Linked DNA regions of Mus musculus: region 1 is linked to region 2. A link is a loop called in an ENCODE intact Hi-C map of the cell type or tissue named here. Cell type or tissue: gastrocnemius. All regions are shown on one strand.

Region 1 (8,000 bases), 180 kb after region 2:
ACCAATTTTCTTGATATCCTTGCATAGGGCTGTGTGCATCCTCTCTACCGAGTTCCAATTTTAGCATACGTGGTGCTGAAATGAACATTTTTCCTCTTTTATTTTTCTTGATGTGGCTACTAGAAAATGATGTAACACCTACATGATTGCATTATATTTCTACAAATTCCACACTCTGCCTTAATTGAATTTCCCCTGCCTGTGGACCCACTTTCCACTGGTTGCTCTAGTTGGTAAGGCCTCTGCTCTGTGGAGAAGCTTGTGGGAATGCGGCGGTGGCTTTGGGTCCTTTCCAGCCATCACCCCTGACTGAGGAGGGCCTTGGAACTGGCAGAATGGGGTGACACTTCTTTGGCTACTTAAGTGGCAAACCTCCAGTCTATAAATGTCTGTTTAGGAGAAATAATGTTTTTTCCAGTTTGTTTTGGTTGCAGTTTCTTTTACCTGAAGCTAATTAATCTTGTAGAATATGTATTCATTGTATCCTCTGTTCCTCAAGAGTGTCAGGCTGTCAGTTGAGTGGTATCTAATTTTAGAGAACTGTCTCAAAGAAAGCAAGGTGCCCACTGCTGTGTTGGGCATGTGTAGTACTGGTTGAAAAGCCACAAACGTAACAAGTTCATGGGCATCTGAAAACTGCTCCTTAACCTTGGGGTGTCGCCTGAGGTTGCTGTCATTTATCTGAAGACAAAGCTGTGCTGGTCTTCCTAAAGAGCCCGTCTGTTAACAGCGAGACCCTCACATCCACAGTATGCTCTGAAGTTGGGAGTAAACGCAGCTCTGCCTGCTGCTTCTGTTGTGGTGCAAATGTTTAGAGTTTAAACTGTTCTGAAATGAAATGGACCTTCATAGAAGGGAAGACTTTTCAAAAACAATTTATAACTTTCTCTTTTTATGACGATGAGCACTCTCCTTTTAGAGCTGCTAGAATGTAGCTACAGGTGAGTGGTGTCTGAGGGTCATCTTTAGGCCTCAGCTTCCCTCTCACCAGTATGAGGTTACAAGGCATTGCTGGAGTGTGAGACTTCCTGGTTTCCAGATGTCCTCATTTGCACAGTGCTCACTAGATAGAGCCCTCTGCAGGGCACTGCTGGAGGTTCTGCAAGTGACATAACCATATATGCATACATACATAGTTATGCATGAAATGGAATTGCTGCTTCAGCCCAGCACTGTTCACATTCTAACAGTGGGGATCAGGGGAGCCTTGGCAGCTTTCAAAGGGCAGGATTACAGAGAGTGAAGGGGCCTGATTGGATAAAGGGGCGGAAAGACCTCAGTTGCCTTATTGCACAAGTCACTAGGGAGCGTGATTACCATCCAGTAATGAGTTTAGGGGAGTGAAACCACAGGGCAGATTAGGAACAGACTCCCCCTGGCCCTTTTACCTAAACTAAGGAGTTTAGACCCAGATCCTTTGGTATTCTCTGGCATTGTATGTGGAACAACAAATTGAAATCTGGATTTGCCAAGGATACCATAAGGCACCCCGAGGAGTGGATGGGAGATCCTATTGCAGTTTCTACTGTTGTGTGGATGTAGGAGAGAGCAGTCTCAGCAAGGCACTGAAAAAGGACTAGGCTGGGGTGAGTTTGAAAGCAGGTTTTGGGGACTGGTCTTGTCATGCTCAAAGATAGCACTAAGGAAGTTCCATTTAAGTCACCTCACAGCCATGAAGTGACTGTCAACCACCTGCAGATAGCAGGGACAGACGCTAAGAAACTGTCTTAGGGACACAAAGTCAGTATTTGAAGGAGTTAAATATAACCTCACACCCTCTTACTCCAGGGCCCATGCTTTGCCAAGTACCTCTCCCTTGGCATGGAGGACGAGGAGCATGTGAAGTTCTGAACTGTAGCCTTTTGCATCTACCTGGGAAGAGGGGTGAGGGGGCGTGGTCCTCCATGCTGCCTCTTGCCTGGGCTCTGCTAGGTTCTATCCCCACTGCATGCTGAGTGCTTTCCTTGCCCAGCTCCAAAGGCCTATTCATCACTACCCACGATTCTGTGTTTGGTTTCCCTCTGCAGCCTGACTGCAGACCCGAGTTTGCCTATCTGTTGACTGCCTTCTTGGCTGCACCACAATGTGTAGCACTGTAAAATACCTGACCATGTGTTCCTTGCACCCCGACGGAGCCTGCGTTCATTTCACTACTGTCCTAACCACAAATGAAGGAAGGTAGTAATTTACTGAACCCAGAAACATCTGAAAATTCCTTAACCTCATAGCCTGTGCAGGTAGTACAACTTGGTACCATTTGGAGGACTGAAAAGGAAGAAAAGGCTAGAGGGCTGGAAGGAGGGCAAATAATGTCAGAAAAAAAAAGTGAACTTTTAATCAAAAAATCTCAAAATTTTAAAAATTTGAAATAAAGTTGAAAAATACTGAAGCATATTCCTGTGAAAATCATCTGTAGGAGAACAAATGGGGTGAAAAATTTGAACATTCACTGATGAAGAATTTGCCCAAAGCAATTTGTATGATTGCCCATTTTAGGTAAATTTACTAAGTATCACCTTTTCTAGTAACACAAATCCTAACATTTCAAGTGTACAAATGATTTAATTCATAGTATGTCAGCATGCCTGCTTGCCTTTGACCCTGCTGGTACTATACAGACTAGATATGGCTGAATGAGAAGTACCACATTGCAGAGCCTAGGTGAGCTGCGTCAACATGACAACAGTAACAGCATTTAAAATCATGTGTTCATTTCTTTAAATATCTGTAACATTATCCAAAAGTTTCATATATAGCACTTGGTTGTGACAAAAAATAGTAATGGTGAATTGGTGCTTTTGTTTTTGCTAAGCTCTCAGATTACTTAATTTTCTTCCAAAAAGTAATGACTTGGGATTTGTGGCTATACGTGACACACATATATAACCATAATGGGATTGTTTAGAGAATTTGACCATTCAACCCGGTAAGCATAAGGGAGCGCTCAGCAGGGCCTTGGGTTGGATACCTGGGCCTGCAGCTTGCCTGGCTGCCTAATGGCAGCCCTGAGAAGCCTAACCTGCGGGGCACCCTAAGTCTCACTGTCTGTTTTCACGTTCCCTATCCTGGAAACGTGTGCGTGGGGTTTCTTTGTTTTCCTAGCGCAGTGTGTCCCACAGCTCGCGGGCCAGTGAGTGACTAGGCACTCCTCCAGGGAGGAAGAGGGGAAGCAGCGACTGCGCAGCCGCGGGTGGGGAGCTCCCGGCAGGCACCGCGGTGGGAGGCCTGGCCATCGAGCCACGGTCGGGGCTGTGCAGGCCCCACCCCAGAGGGCTCACTCCCAAAGTTTCTGCTGACGCAGCCGCGCTCCCGGCGGTGCTCCCAGTTTCTCCGAAACCCTCCCGCGCCCTCTGCCTGTCCCTGGAGAGGAGTGCCGAGGCGAGGGCCGAGCGGCTGCCCTGTATCCCTGCTGGAGCCGTCCGCCCCTGAGGAAAGGGCCCTCCCCCACTGTAGCGGGGCCGGTTGAAACTTGCTTTGCAGAAAGAGACAAAGTTGTAGACTCCCAAAACCCAGAGTCTGGGAGGATCAAACAACACCCCCCCTTCCCCCTCCCGTAGGCTGGGCCATGGGGAGACCAGAAGGCCGCTGGAAAGTAGGGTGGGGTGGAGTGATGGGGTGGGGCCAGTGGGGCAGGCAGTGGGTGGGGCGCCAGGGGGCGGGCCTTAGGCCTAAGCTGTGCACCAAGACAGGCGAGATGGAGGGCAAGAGTGGCTGGAGCGGAGGGTAGGGCCAAAGGCAAAGACCCTAACTACATTTGTGCAGTACCAGTTGGAACCAAGTGCAAGGTTCCTTGATGGGAAAACTAATTCATAGCATTTTTAAATCCCAGAAAAAGCCTAAGCTTTTGTAGCGTCTCATCTCCTGTCTGTACCTTCTTAAATTAAAAAAAAAAAAAGTTATTTTATGCTACTGGGTGTTTTGCCTGCTTGCATGTCTGTGCACAGCGGCTGTTCCTGGTACCCATGGAGGCCAGAAGAGGGCATCATCAGATCTCTTGAAACTGGGATTACATATGACCTGGGAGTTGAACCTACAAGCAGCAGGGTTTGTTATCCACTGAGACAACTTTCTAGCCTCTACTACGTTAGTAAATGCTAAGAGGATTTGGGGGGAAAGACATTTCTGGAGAATAAGACTAATCTGTCTAGAAGACCTAAGGCCACTGTCTGCTCTCTGTTGCTCACCTTCTATGGTATAGCAGTGTAACCTTAGACCTTTCAAGTAACCTGCATGACACATACAAGAAGTTAGTCGACATACATATACCAGACTTAGAGGACTAATCAGCCAGAGCCTCTAGTTGATAAATTATTTCCACTGTGATCTGTAGCCTGAATGGTTTTTAAAGTCAATGCAGTTGGTACTATGAAGAGTGAATTATTGATAATCATTAACATGACGGATATTTCCTGACCCAGTAGCTTAATTTTGGAAATTTGACACTTAAAGTTTGTTACAAAGGTTATTAAAGAGACTCTGAGCAACAAGTGTTTTGCAGAATACATTTTGTTTGGGCTTATGCCTCATATTTACTATGCACGTGCATGGTATTTTAACACAAGTATGTTTATGATGTGTATACAATTAATATTCTATTAGGAAAGATTGTTATAGTATGGACATTGCTAACCTTGATTACTGCTGCTCACTGCTGCCATTTGACAAAGTTTAAGCTAAATAAAATCCAGTTGATTTGGACATTTTGTAAAGAGAGGTGAATTGCATGCCGGGGTATACTACTACACTTTATCCTTAAAAAAAAACCACCTAGACGCAAATCGCTTATCATGCACGTGTGGATCTGTTTGGGCTTGCATTCACTACATGAATGCAGTAACACCCAACATACTAGAAGAGGTTGGTGTGTGTGTGTGTGTGTGTGTGTGTGTTGGGGATAGTTTTCATTTCTATCGTGGGTGCACATGGGAAACACTGGTGTCTTCTTCAGTATCTTTGCACCTTAGCTTTTGAGACCCACAAAGCATGAACTCAGTTTTCTCCGGGGTTTTCTTGTCTCTGAAGCCCCCCCCCCCGCCCCCCCCCCCATACTTCGAGCACAAGCCTAGCCATCTCCCTGGCATCTGAATATGGGTGTGTCCTGTAGCTCAGGCCCCTGTGCTTGTTCAGCCGCCTCTTTACCAAGTAGCCATGGCTCCAGCCCTTCTTTTTAGGGTTTGAGCTTGTATAATGGTCATGAAACTGATGGGGTCAATAAGTTGTGGGTTGACAGGCATTTAAGTCCTTGGCTTTGTGAATACTGAGTTAGTAGAAAGACTTAATTTTCTTGTATCTCAGGAGGAATGGAAAAGCAAGCAGAAAAATTCTTATAAACGGATACAATTTGTAACAGTGCCTGTAACATAAATTTAATAAAAACAGCTTCCTTTCTCATCCCACCTGTATTTACTGTTACATTGACCCCATTGATGGAAACAGCCCAGAAATTATTGGTGTATCAAACTATGAACGTTATATGGAGCATCCTAGACTTTAAATACTAAATCAAAGAAGACATATCTGTTTGGGATATTTTAATCACTTCTATTTCTAAATGCAATTTCTGTGTATATTCTCTTATAGCATATTGTAAAGCTGCCTCTCTGATATCATAGTGAGTTTGAAATTATTTTGTTTCCCTGGTTCCTTGAAATTTTGGAAGAGCTAGGAAGCAAATGCATAATTTGACCGATTTTACATTCAAGTGTAGGCAGTTGTCTCAGATTATATTTTCAATTTTGAACTTTCCCCCCATTTTTAAATAGTGGCTTTGTATTACTAATAGTTGAGTGCCTCCCCCTCTTAAGTAAATACGGCATCAAGCTCACATTGCATATGAAATGTCTGTCTGTGCAGGCCTGTCAGTGAACTCGAGAGTACATGTTTAGAAGGTCATGCCCCTGACCTGGCCTCCTCAGTACTTACTCCTTTGTGGAGTTTGGGGTTTTTGCCCTCCCTACCCAAAAATCAGTGATGTGTGACTATACTGTGCCAGGACATAAGGTAGCTTTCATCAAAACAGTGATGCCTGGTAAGATGTGACACAAATGAACCTTAGCCCCAAGTGACCATTTCCTTCTTATGTTTGGTTATATATTGTCTATTTCAGAAATCTCACGCTTAACTCAAAGGCTATAAAAATTTGTTTGAATGCAATTGAGTCTACTTAATGTAAAGTGTTGACAGGGCTCCAGTGAGCAGACTCTCTGGTATCAGTGGTAGAAAACATTTCTCCTAGAGATTGCTTTCCAAATAGAAAGCCACTTGCGGGCACAAGCTTGGTACTCTTGAGTTCTGCATTGCACCTCCCTGATGTACAATAGGGGACTGCCTTTCAAACAGTGTAAATATAGCATTCTTTGAGAGCCTTTCTGTTTTAAGGTTTGAACTATAAAACTCGTGTTGTAAACTGTCTGAGAGTGACCTGGAAGAGGTAGTATAGATTTGTGCTTTAGACCTGAAGGCGATGTAATGTTCTCATGTCTAACCTTGAGCATACTGCTTAGTATATTAGCTATAGGAGTGTGTGTGTGTGTGTGAGTGTATGTGAGTGAGTGTGTGTGTGTGTGTGTGTGTGTGTGTGTGAGTGTGTGTGAGTGTGTGTGTGTGAGTGTGTGTGTTAGAGTGTGTGTGTGAGTGTGTCTGTGTGTGTGAGTGTGTGTGTGTGAGTGAGTGTGTGTGTCTGTGTGTGTGTGAGTGAGTGTGTGTGAGAGTGTGTGTGTGAGAATGTGTGTGTGAGTGTGTGTGTGAGTGTGTGCCTGTGAGTGTGCGTGTGCATGTGCGTGTGTGTTTCCTCATGGTTGACTTACTATTTTTCATGTTAAAATTGCAGTTTATGTTTAGTTTTTGCAAAATTACAGAGAGGTTTGGAACAGATTAGATTTCTAGTATGCAAGAAGCTCTGAGTTCAATTCTGGGCACTGGAAAAAAATCTTTTGTTAGACAAAAGTGTGTGTGTGAGTGTATGTGAGTGTGTGTGTATGTGTGTGAGTGTGTGTGTTAGAGTGTGTGTGTTAGACAAAAGATTTTTTTCTAGTTGCAGAAAATAACCTATAGGCATTTCTGTCTGAACTGAACCATTTAAAAGCCCCAAAGTGCCCCACACACCCCCAAATAAAAGTAGAGCAGTTTCTAATTCATAGAAAAATTTGTATAAACTATTAGTTGATTTTTGTTTGTTTGAGAAAGGGTCTCCTTGTGTAGCCTACCCTAACCTGGCCCACTCTGGTTCCCATGCTGGTCCCTACCTCTGGGTCCTGCTGCTGCAGCTTCCTGGGTGATGCGAGTGCAGGTGTGTGCCACCAGCCACACTCAAGCTTTAACCCAGTGTTCTAGAGCACTTTATCAAGACAATAGAGAAAGTACTACAGGTCGGACATTAGGGGCATTTTGAGGATGTGACTATACTGGTGGTTTAATCACATCTGGAAAATCGTTAACGTTTTCCAAGGACTGTGGTTTGCTGTTTTATAAACTGAAAATAACATTTACACAATCACAAGAGGATGCTCTGTTGTCTTAGGGAGGTTCTCCATGCCCCTCAGAGTCTGCCCCTTCTCCACACCAGATCCTCACAAGCACACCCACTTCCTCTCCCTGTAGATTTGGTGTTTCTAGATAGATGGAATCACACAGTAGCTAGCCCCTCAGCTGGCTCCCTCCTCAGAGCTCCAGCTCACCCATGTTGCTGCTTGTAGTTAAAGTCAGCTACTTTGTGTTGGTGTGTAGCTTTCTGTTAACACCGGTGGGTCCCACAGCCCTGGTTTATCTGTTCACCAATTGGAGGATGTCTGGCATCCTTCCAGTGTTTGTCAGTGAGAGATGAGCAAGGCTCCCACAGCCATTCTCATACCCAATTCCATGTGCAGGTGCTTTCCTTCCTCCCAGGAAAACATGGAGACAGAGGGGCCCAGGAGCCCATGGGGGGCCGTCTTTCCCTGCACAAGGGGCTGGCAGACTCTGCTCCTGACTTTGCTGGTGTGGACGCTTGCTTGTGTGAACAG
Region 2 (8,000 bases):
CTATGGCCCTGCACAGTCTCGGCATGGACCCTGTGACCTGGGCTGCTGTCCGACAGGGCATTTCCATCCTTATCAGCCTGATGTCAGCTGCCTCCTGGACCTGGGAGGAGGAGGAGGGGGGGGGGAGGAGGGCGTAGACACTTTCCTGTCTGACCCCAGGGGCAGAAGGTAGGAATGTGGGATCCCCAGCTCTCGGACATATTCTTGCTCTTGTATCATTGGGTATGGCTCATTCTAGACGGTGGCTTTGGAATGCTGGGCTCAAGATATAGTCTGGACAGCACAGTGCAGAAGCTCAAGTTTGTGAGAAGAAAGTAGGAATGAGCAGGGGATGAGAGCTACCCCAGGGCATGGAGATCCTAGTCACCTGGGGTGGTGTTTTAATCCCAGCACCTGGGAGGCAGAAGCAGATGCCTCTCTCTGAGTTCAAGGCCAGCCTGGTCTACACAGGGAGTTCTAAGATGGCTAAGGCTACATAGGAGACCCTGCCCCCAAACTAAAACAAAACAAAACTAAGCAAGTAAACAAACAGAAAAAAAAAAAAAAAAACCAGAATTCCGAGGCCAGTGCCCGAAAGACAGGGAAGACCTGGGAAGCATCAAATCTAGGGTCAAAGGAGCTTGGGAGTGGAAGCTTCTGGAAGGAGAGAGGCAGGTGCAGTGCTCCGTGGAGTCCCTGAGAGTGGAGGAGTTACTGTGTCCATTGGTGTCCTGGTGAATGGAGAGGTAGCCACAGTGGATACACAGTGACTAGGGAAGGAGGCTTCGAGATGGTGGAGTCCCTGAGAGTGGAGGAGTTACTGTGTCCATTGGTGTCCTGGTGAATGGAGAGGTAGCCACAGTGGATACACAGTGACTAGGGAAGGAGGCTTCGAGATGGTGGAGTCCCTGAGAGTGGAGGAGTTACTGTGTCCATTGGTGTCCTGGTGAATGGAGAGGTAGCCACAGTGGATACACAGTGACTAGGGAAGGAGGCTTCGAGATGGCTGGAAGAAGCAGAGACTTGGACTGACTCTCAGCTCTCTCTGCCCATGTGACCTGTTTCTTCTTAGTGACTGTGAGCTGTCGTGGCAGGGTGGGGGCCCTGTGTCTATATCCCCGGAAACTGCAGGGATGCATGGCTCTGCATGTGTTTCTGAGTTCCTATTTAATTGTGGCAGTGCACCTAGGAGGCAGGTTTTGCTGTTCCCACCTTATAGGTTTCAGCAAATACAAGTCAGGGGGCATGTTTGTACAAAGGTTATTTACAAACATTTCTGAAATTTTTCTGTACTCTATTGAGCTACCAGCATGCTCATGTGCTCTTTATTGCTGACAGTGGAGGAGGGGAAGGGGTGTCCCCTTGCAGTCTACCCTGAGTCTCTGGATATCTCCCTGAAGCAGGATCATTGCTCAGGGCAGTGATTTGGGGCGGAAGCCTGGCTGGCAGGAGTAAAAGATGACACTGTATATTTTCTCATTACCTTCTGTGAAATCTTGTGTTTCCAAATGTCACGTAGGGCTTCTGTCTGCATGGGTGATTTATGGGTGACAAGTCACTAGAACGGGAATGTATTTCTCCTGTGTATTTGTAATGAAGTCCCTTTAAGTGGCCTGTACTCACCACACAGGCTCCCTCACACTACCTGCAGCACCCAAGAGAGACCAGTTATTTTGCCATTGCACTCAAAAGTAATTAATTAATAATTAATAATGTAAGGTAATTGGTTGACTAGTGAGTAGGTGTCAGGCCCTGTGCAGAGGGATTCTACTTTCGTGTTTTGATATTGTTGGGGCCTGTCCTGTACCATACCCTGTTTCAGAGTGAGTACACGCCCAGCTGAAAAAGTGGTTGGCAGGTGTGGAATCCAGGACAAATGCTGAATGCTTCTCTCCCCTCCCCTCCAGAGTGGGTGGAGTTCCAACCACTGAGTTTAGCTCTTGGGAGTTGTCAGCATAGACGGACTTTGTGTCCGCTTGCATGACAGCATTTACTGTTGTTGAAGACACTGGAAAACCTGAAGGAAGATCTCTCCAAAGACAAACCCTCATCCAAGAGTTTTCCGGCCAGGGGGAGAGGGCCCAGAGATAATGCTTGGAAAGCGGCCCTGCTTCTGAGCCGCTCCTGTACGTCACCTTGGCCTGCCAGCTGGGAAGCAGGTTTGAACGGCAGTGTTCTTTCTTTCCTCTTGAGACTATGACCATTCCTGTGCAAAAAGAAAACTCAGAGGTCTCAGCAGCTGGGAGGCAGAGGCAAGAGGATCTCTGTGTGTTTGTGTGTTTGAGGCTAGCCTGTTCTACATGGTGAGCTCTAGGACAACCGGGACTAGAGAGATCCTGTATTAGATCCCCTCCCTGAAAGAAAGAAGCGTGTGTGTGTGTGTGTGTGTGTGTGTGTGTGTGTGTGTGTGACAGATGTGGAAGATGGAAGGATTAATACACAGGTAATGTGACTGAAGAATCCTTTTCTCTTAAAAAATCAGCATGGAAGTACATTCTAGAACTCTGATAGAGTCACTAGCTCTGTGAGGCTATTTAGACCAAAGGCTCACTTCTCTAGTTGCAGTGGACATGTGTGTAGCCCAAATGTAGCGCAGATCTAGAATTCTCTGGTCATTGTAGAAAGTCCTGGATGCAGTACTATGGAGTGTTTAATTACATCTTGCAGTATATATGGAACTTTAGACATTTAGTGCCGTGTTCTGATTCTGAGTGCAGAGGTCAGTTCCTTTCATGGATAATCAGGTTAGGATGTTGAATGACTTCTGAAGCCCCTCCCATTTTTTTTTCCTTTTTTCTTTTTTGAGATAGGATCTCTGTGAGTAGCTTTGGCAGAACTCTGTGTATAAATCATGCTGGCTTTGAACTTTTTGTGATCCCCCTGCCTCTGCCTCCCAAGTGCTGGAGTTACAGGCATGTGCACCCTGCCTGGCTTGAAGCTGTTTTTGATAATTTCAGCATTATACATGTATTTATCTCACATTTTAAGAGTTGAGTAAAGATAGTGTTATTGCAAGAGAATTCTATTAGAAGCCTCTGCAGTGGTCCGTGGGAAGGATGGCAGGAATGGATGCTTGCACTGGGCTCACCCCCTCCCTCTCTCCTTCGGTCTCTCTGTGTCTCCGTCTCTCTCCATCTCTCTGTCTCTGTCTTTCAACAGGGTCTCACTATGTAACCCTGGATATCCTGGAACTAGACCAGGCTGGCCTTGAAGAACTCATTTAGAGTTCCACCTGCCTCTGCCTATGTGCACTGGGATTAAAGGTGTGTGCTACCACCACCAGACATTTTTTGTCTCCCTCGTTCCCTCCTTCCTTCTCTCTCTTTTTCGTAGTCCAAGCTGTCTTTGAACCTGCAACATAGACCAGGCTGGCTTCAAGCCCACAGAGACCTTCCTGCCTTTGCCTCCCGAGTGCTGGGTGTAAAGGCAGACACTGCCGTGTCCAGCAAGAACTTCCTTTTCTCGTCCAACTGCCCAGCCTGACCAGCTGGTCTTCCCATGCTGAGCTGGAGCTCTGCGCTTGCGCAGTGCGCCTCCTCCTCCTCACTGGCCTCTACTTTTCCTCTCTGCCGTTTGGAAACCAGCTCTGGAAGGGACTCCTGTTGATTTCACTTCCTGGCCTCTGGAAATCCGTGCGTGCGAGGCTAGCTTGCTTCTGCTCTCTTCCTGCGTACCGCAAGGACAGCACCTCATTTCTATCTGTGCCACCGTTTGAACTTTAACCCCTGGCTGAGTGCTTGCAATAGTTTGTGCATTTGGAAAAAAAAAGTTATTGAGTTCTCACAGTTGACTGAAATGCTTTACCTTTTCATGTCACATGAGACAGGAGACAAATCGTCAGAAGGCTGGAGCCCGTGTCCGTGTGGCGCGTGAGTTTAGCTGGCTAGTGATATGCTGGTCCTGTGAGCCCTGCTTTGTTCTCTCCCGTCCTGGGCTTTCACAGCACCCAATGCAGAAGCTCAGGTGGTGGAGAAATCACAGCCTTTCCTGGAGCACTAGGTTACCTTGTTGCCTAGCGAGCGAGTGCCGATGCGAGCGAGTGCCGATGGGAAGTATCTCAAGATACGGATTGGAAGGAATGGACTTTCCCTTTGCTAACATTGAACTTCACGCCATCAGGAGATGAAGCAAGAATACATTTTCTTAGTGTCTGTGAAAGCTTGGTTATGTGTAAAGGGTGGCAGTTTGTGCCCAACTGCTCCTCTGTTACTGGGTGTGGATGCTCTGCTTGGAAGGCACTCTGCTTGTTAGGATTTACTTAGTCCTTTGAATAACAATGCTTGAACTTGACAAGAATGAAGCATTTAAGTTTCCTTACAGTTGGCTCTTACTGAGTAGCCCAAATGGGCCTGCGATTGATTCCCATGGCCCAAGTGGCTTTGAACTTTTTTCTAGGTGTTGCAACATCCCTGAACATGTCCAATTCAAGACATAGTTTTTTAAACACTTAAAAAAATTGCTTCTATTTGTGTGTATTGGTGTTTTGCCTGCATACATGTCTGTGTACCGTATGTGTGCCTGGTATCTGTTGCAGGCAGAAGAGGGTACTGGGGCCTCTGGAACTGGAGTTACGGATGGTTGTGAGCCATCATGTGGGTACTGGGAATTGAGACCTAGTCCTCTGTAAGAGTAGCCAGTGCTCTTAACTGCTGAGCCATCTCATTAGCCCTGACTTAAAAATATTTTTAAACATAGCAAATGTTAATTTGAGAATTGAGGATACTTCATATTTTTTGTATTCTCCGTTTTTCATTTTGAAGCTTCTGTCTAGGTTCCGAGGGTAGGATTTCTTAACATACAGCAAACAGAAGTTTATAGATCGCCCGGCCCTCCAGGCCCTTTCATCGCAAGCACAGGGCGTAGGAGGCTGAGATAGCTGCTCCCTGAGGAGCATGGGGAGAGGTGTTCTAGAAAGGAAACAGTATTTATGTATTGGCCTTGTTTTTCTGTGGTTAAAAATAAGCCAGGGCTTATTTTTATGCTTCTGAACATTGGTAACATCTCCTAAGCAAAGGGATATACGAATATATACGAGCATAAGTGCTTACAAGTGTATATTTGTGTATATGAGTATCCACAACGTTGGTCACCACAGTCAGTGCGCCTTTGTATGTGCACAAGGGTGGGAGACGGCAAACACCCACAGCAGGCACTGACAGAGCCGGAAGGACTCTCCATACAGTTTTTATTCCTGTGAGCAAGCACCAATACTGTTCTTTTCCGAGACAGGGTTTCTCTGTGTAGGCTGTCTTGGACTCGCTTTGTAGACCAGGTTGTCCTCGAACTCACAGAGATCCGACTGCCTCTGCTTCCGGAGTGCTAGTACGAAAGGTGTGCACCACCATGCCTGGGACACCAACACTTTTTTATGTTTCCTCCTTCCCCCTTTTTTAAAAATTAAAAACATTTTTTTTAATAGGGTTAGGTGTTTGTAAAGCATGTAATGAATTGATTATGCATCTTCCAAGCAAATAGGCTTCCTTTACTGGCCGTAGTGCATAAAGATGAGTTCATTTCTTGACATGGTCTTATTCATTTATTAAGTCTTTTTTGAGACAGGTCTCTCTGTAGCCTTGTTATGTAGACCAGGCTGCCTTAAAACTTGCAGAGACCTCCCTGGCTCTTCCTCCTGAGTGCTGGAATTCTAGGCGCACACCACCGCCAAGCCCAGCCCTTATTAAGCTTTTCAACAAAGAAGCCAGTGTGTTTTGGGTGGAATGTTGCTTCTGCCACGTGGTTGTATAATAGGAATGCATGTGTTTTGACAGTGTGGAGCAGTACGGAATTCACATGACTGTTTGAGGACTGAGGTACTCCACAGCCAGTATAGGACAAAGTGTTGAACAGCATCCAGAGGAGTTGCAGTGGTGAGAGAGTTCTCTGTTAGACTGGAAACTTTCTAAAGAAACACCCCTCCATTTCAGACTGAGTGACAACCAGGGCAGAACATAAAGAGCCTTGTGCATGACAAAGGGCTGTAGCATATTCTATAGCCACTGAAAAGTTGTTTTACAGGAGAGAATTCATTTGGACAGGAAAAAATAAACAGAAAAACAACATCAAACAAAATCAGAACAAACACAAAGTTTCTTTTCTCCATTCTTTTTCTCCTCTTCCCCCTCTTCCTCCCCCTTCTCTGTTTTCTTTCTGTTGGGTGGTGGTGTGGTGCCCACATGTGTATGAGTGTGAAGGGCAGAGATCTTCCTCAGCTTACCTGTCTAGGCCCTGTCTGCTTGCAGGCTGTTGGCTTGATTTATGGCGCTTTGCATCTTCAAGTCTCTGCTAGAGAGTCTCTGTTTCTTGCTTGCACTTTGATGCCTTGGGCTCAGTGAACAGAGTTGACAGAAAGCAGCTATTTTGGATGTCCGGCTTGGGTGGCATCTGCTTTGCAGAACGGGGTGATCATGTGACCTCGGTTTTGTGGCAGCATGTGAGAAGTGTGTAGACGTATTCTAGCACTGGCTAGACCCGCTTCTCATGCAGTTCTCCGGGGTTGACGAGGCAGCTCTCGGATGTACCCACTCTGCTCTTAAAAGCCTACTGCCTACTGAGCTCTATCCAAAAATTACCGCTGCTTTTTTCTTTAAAAAAAAATGTTTCTTTTCCATACCTGGAAAAAATACAGGGAGGGGGGGAATGTATATTTTCAAGTTTGAAAACTTAAAATTTGATTTTGAAAATGTTTCCTGAGCTCAATGTTAGTTTATACAAAGTGCACCAGCCACTCAATGCTGGGTCCTGAGCCACAAACTGGGTTGAGCTTCTGTTTCCTTCTCCATAGAATGGGTGTCAGCCAACTGCTGTGAGGGGTGACACCTCAGGAGGTGACAATTCACAGAAATATAAACATGTCTAAACCCAAGGAAAGCTCATTTGGTGGCTGTGATTGGGCCCCAACAGACCAATGGAGAGACTCAGTGTGAGCAGGTGGCCTTCCCACCAGAAGTACAAATGCGTTTCAACTCAGGATGAAATACAGAGTGTTTGCTCTCCACTTAAAATGTCCATGGTGGTTTTCTTATCTTGTCCTCACATTAACCTGGGTAGAGTCAGTGGGTATTCCTGTCTCTTCTGTGGCAAAGCTGGGCCACAGCAGCACCATTTAGGATGTTTGGCTTCAGGCCAGGTCTTGAAACCCAACACAGTCACTATTGGGTGTTGTAATGATTTGTTTGCTTAGGATTCTGCAGGCATTTGGACCGAGGATTAGAAAATGGAACTTATGTGGTCAGGTGGTCTATGTTTTGGGGTCCCTGGGCAGGTGATGTTTGCTTTGGCGTTTACTCAGTCTTTGTCCATTAGCACCAAAGCAGACCCCAATTGCATAGACTGTGTGCCAATAAAACAGCAGTTGGAAGTTTATGTAATCTTCTGTGTCAGAACCCTTTGGATTTTTGTTTCCTCAGCCAGCCTTGTACAGATAGTGGGTACAAGCTTTGGCCCGAGGGCTATAGCTTGCCAACCACTGGACACTTTGTTTCAGGCTCCATCTCTAGCTAGGCATCTTGCTGACGGGACATGTTCTCCTGGTCTCCGCTCAAGCACTTAGCTGACTTGGGACTGGGAGTTTCCATCTATTGGATGAAGAACCTGGGGTGGAGAAGGAGGAAGCCCCGACACCCAGTTCTGGAAATTGATCAGCACAAGATTCTTAATTCTCCACATAGTTAGGTACGATGTGCCCTTTTCTCCCCTGCCTGTGACTTAATTGAGTGGGTTTTCTTCTTGTTGTAGGAACTCTGTCAGTTTCCTTAAATCTCAATCTCAAAGTTTTGAATCTTTGTCATTGAGTTATAAAATTAATAATATTTCAATATGTTCTCATTATAAAAGCTCAGGCATTGGCAAACACACACCAGTTGACTATTTGCAGTCTCTTTCACAGGGTTGACTTCAGTTGCCATCTCACGCTGGATCTTCATCCATCTACGTCTGCTTTCTAGAATATGAAGTGTATTTTATTTTAGTTTACTTTGATTGAAGACACTGCCTGTGAACGTACAATGATATTAAAAGCAGCC

Evidence for each region. Peaks named below come from ENCODE experiments on the same cell type or tissue, not always from the same donor. Only the 100,000 strongest peaks of a DNase experiment are listed, where the experiment ranks them.
Region 1: it touches region 2 in a loop (2.1-fold over the local background); 5 of 42 quality-filtered maps call a loop at or near these places.

The regions. Positions count from the first base shown.
Region 1 is chr17:5,186,636-5,194,635 of GRCm38, forward strand. All of the region lies in intron 4 of Arid1b (AT rich interactive domain 1B (SWI-like)), which reads left to right. Among named protein-coding and RNA genes, the nearest start is that of Gm34854, 34 kb to the right of the region's middle. In gastrocnemius, CTCF peaks have their summits at 1,083 (motif pointing left), 3,367 and 3,969 (motif pointing right); DNase peaks (open chromatin) are centred at 3,270, 3,594, 3,953 and 7,828; H3K4me3 peaks cover 1,614 bases; H3K27ac peaks cover 3,960 bases.
Region 2 is chr17:5,010,883-5,018,882 of GRCm38, forward strand. The region is part of intron 1 of Arid1b (AT rich interactive domain 1B (SWI-like)); the gene reads left to right. Among named protein-coding and RNA genes, the nearest start is that of Arid1b, 20 kb to the left of the region's middle. In gastrocnemius, no CTCF peak of the experiment used is centred here; no DNase peak of the experiment used is centred here; H3K27ac peaks cover 1,330 bases.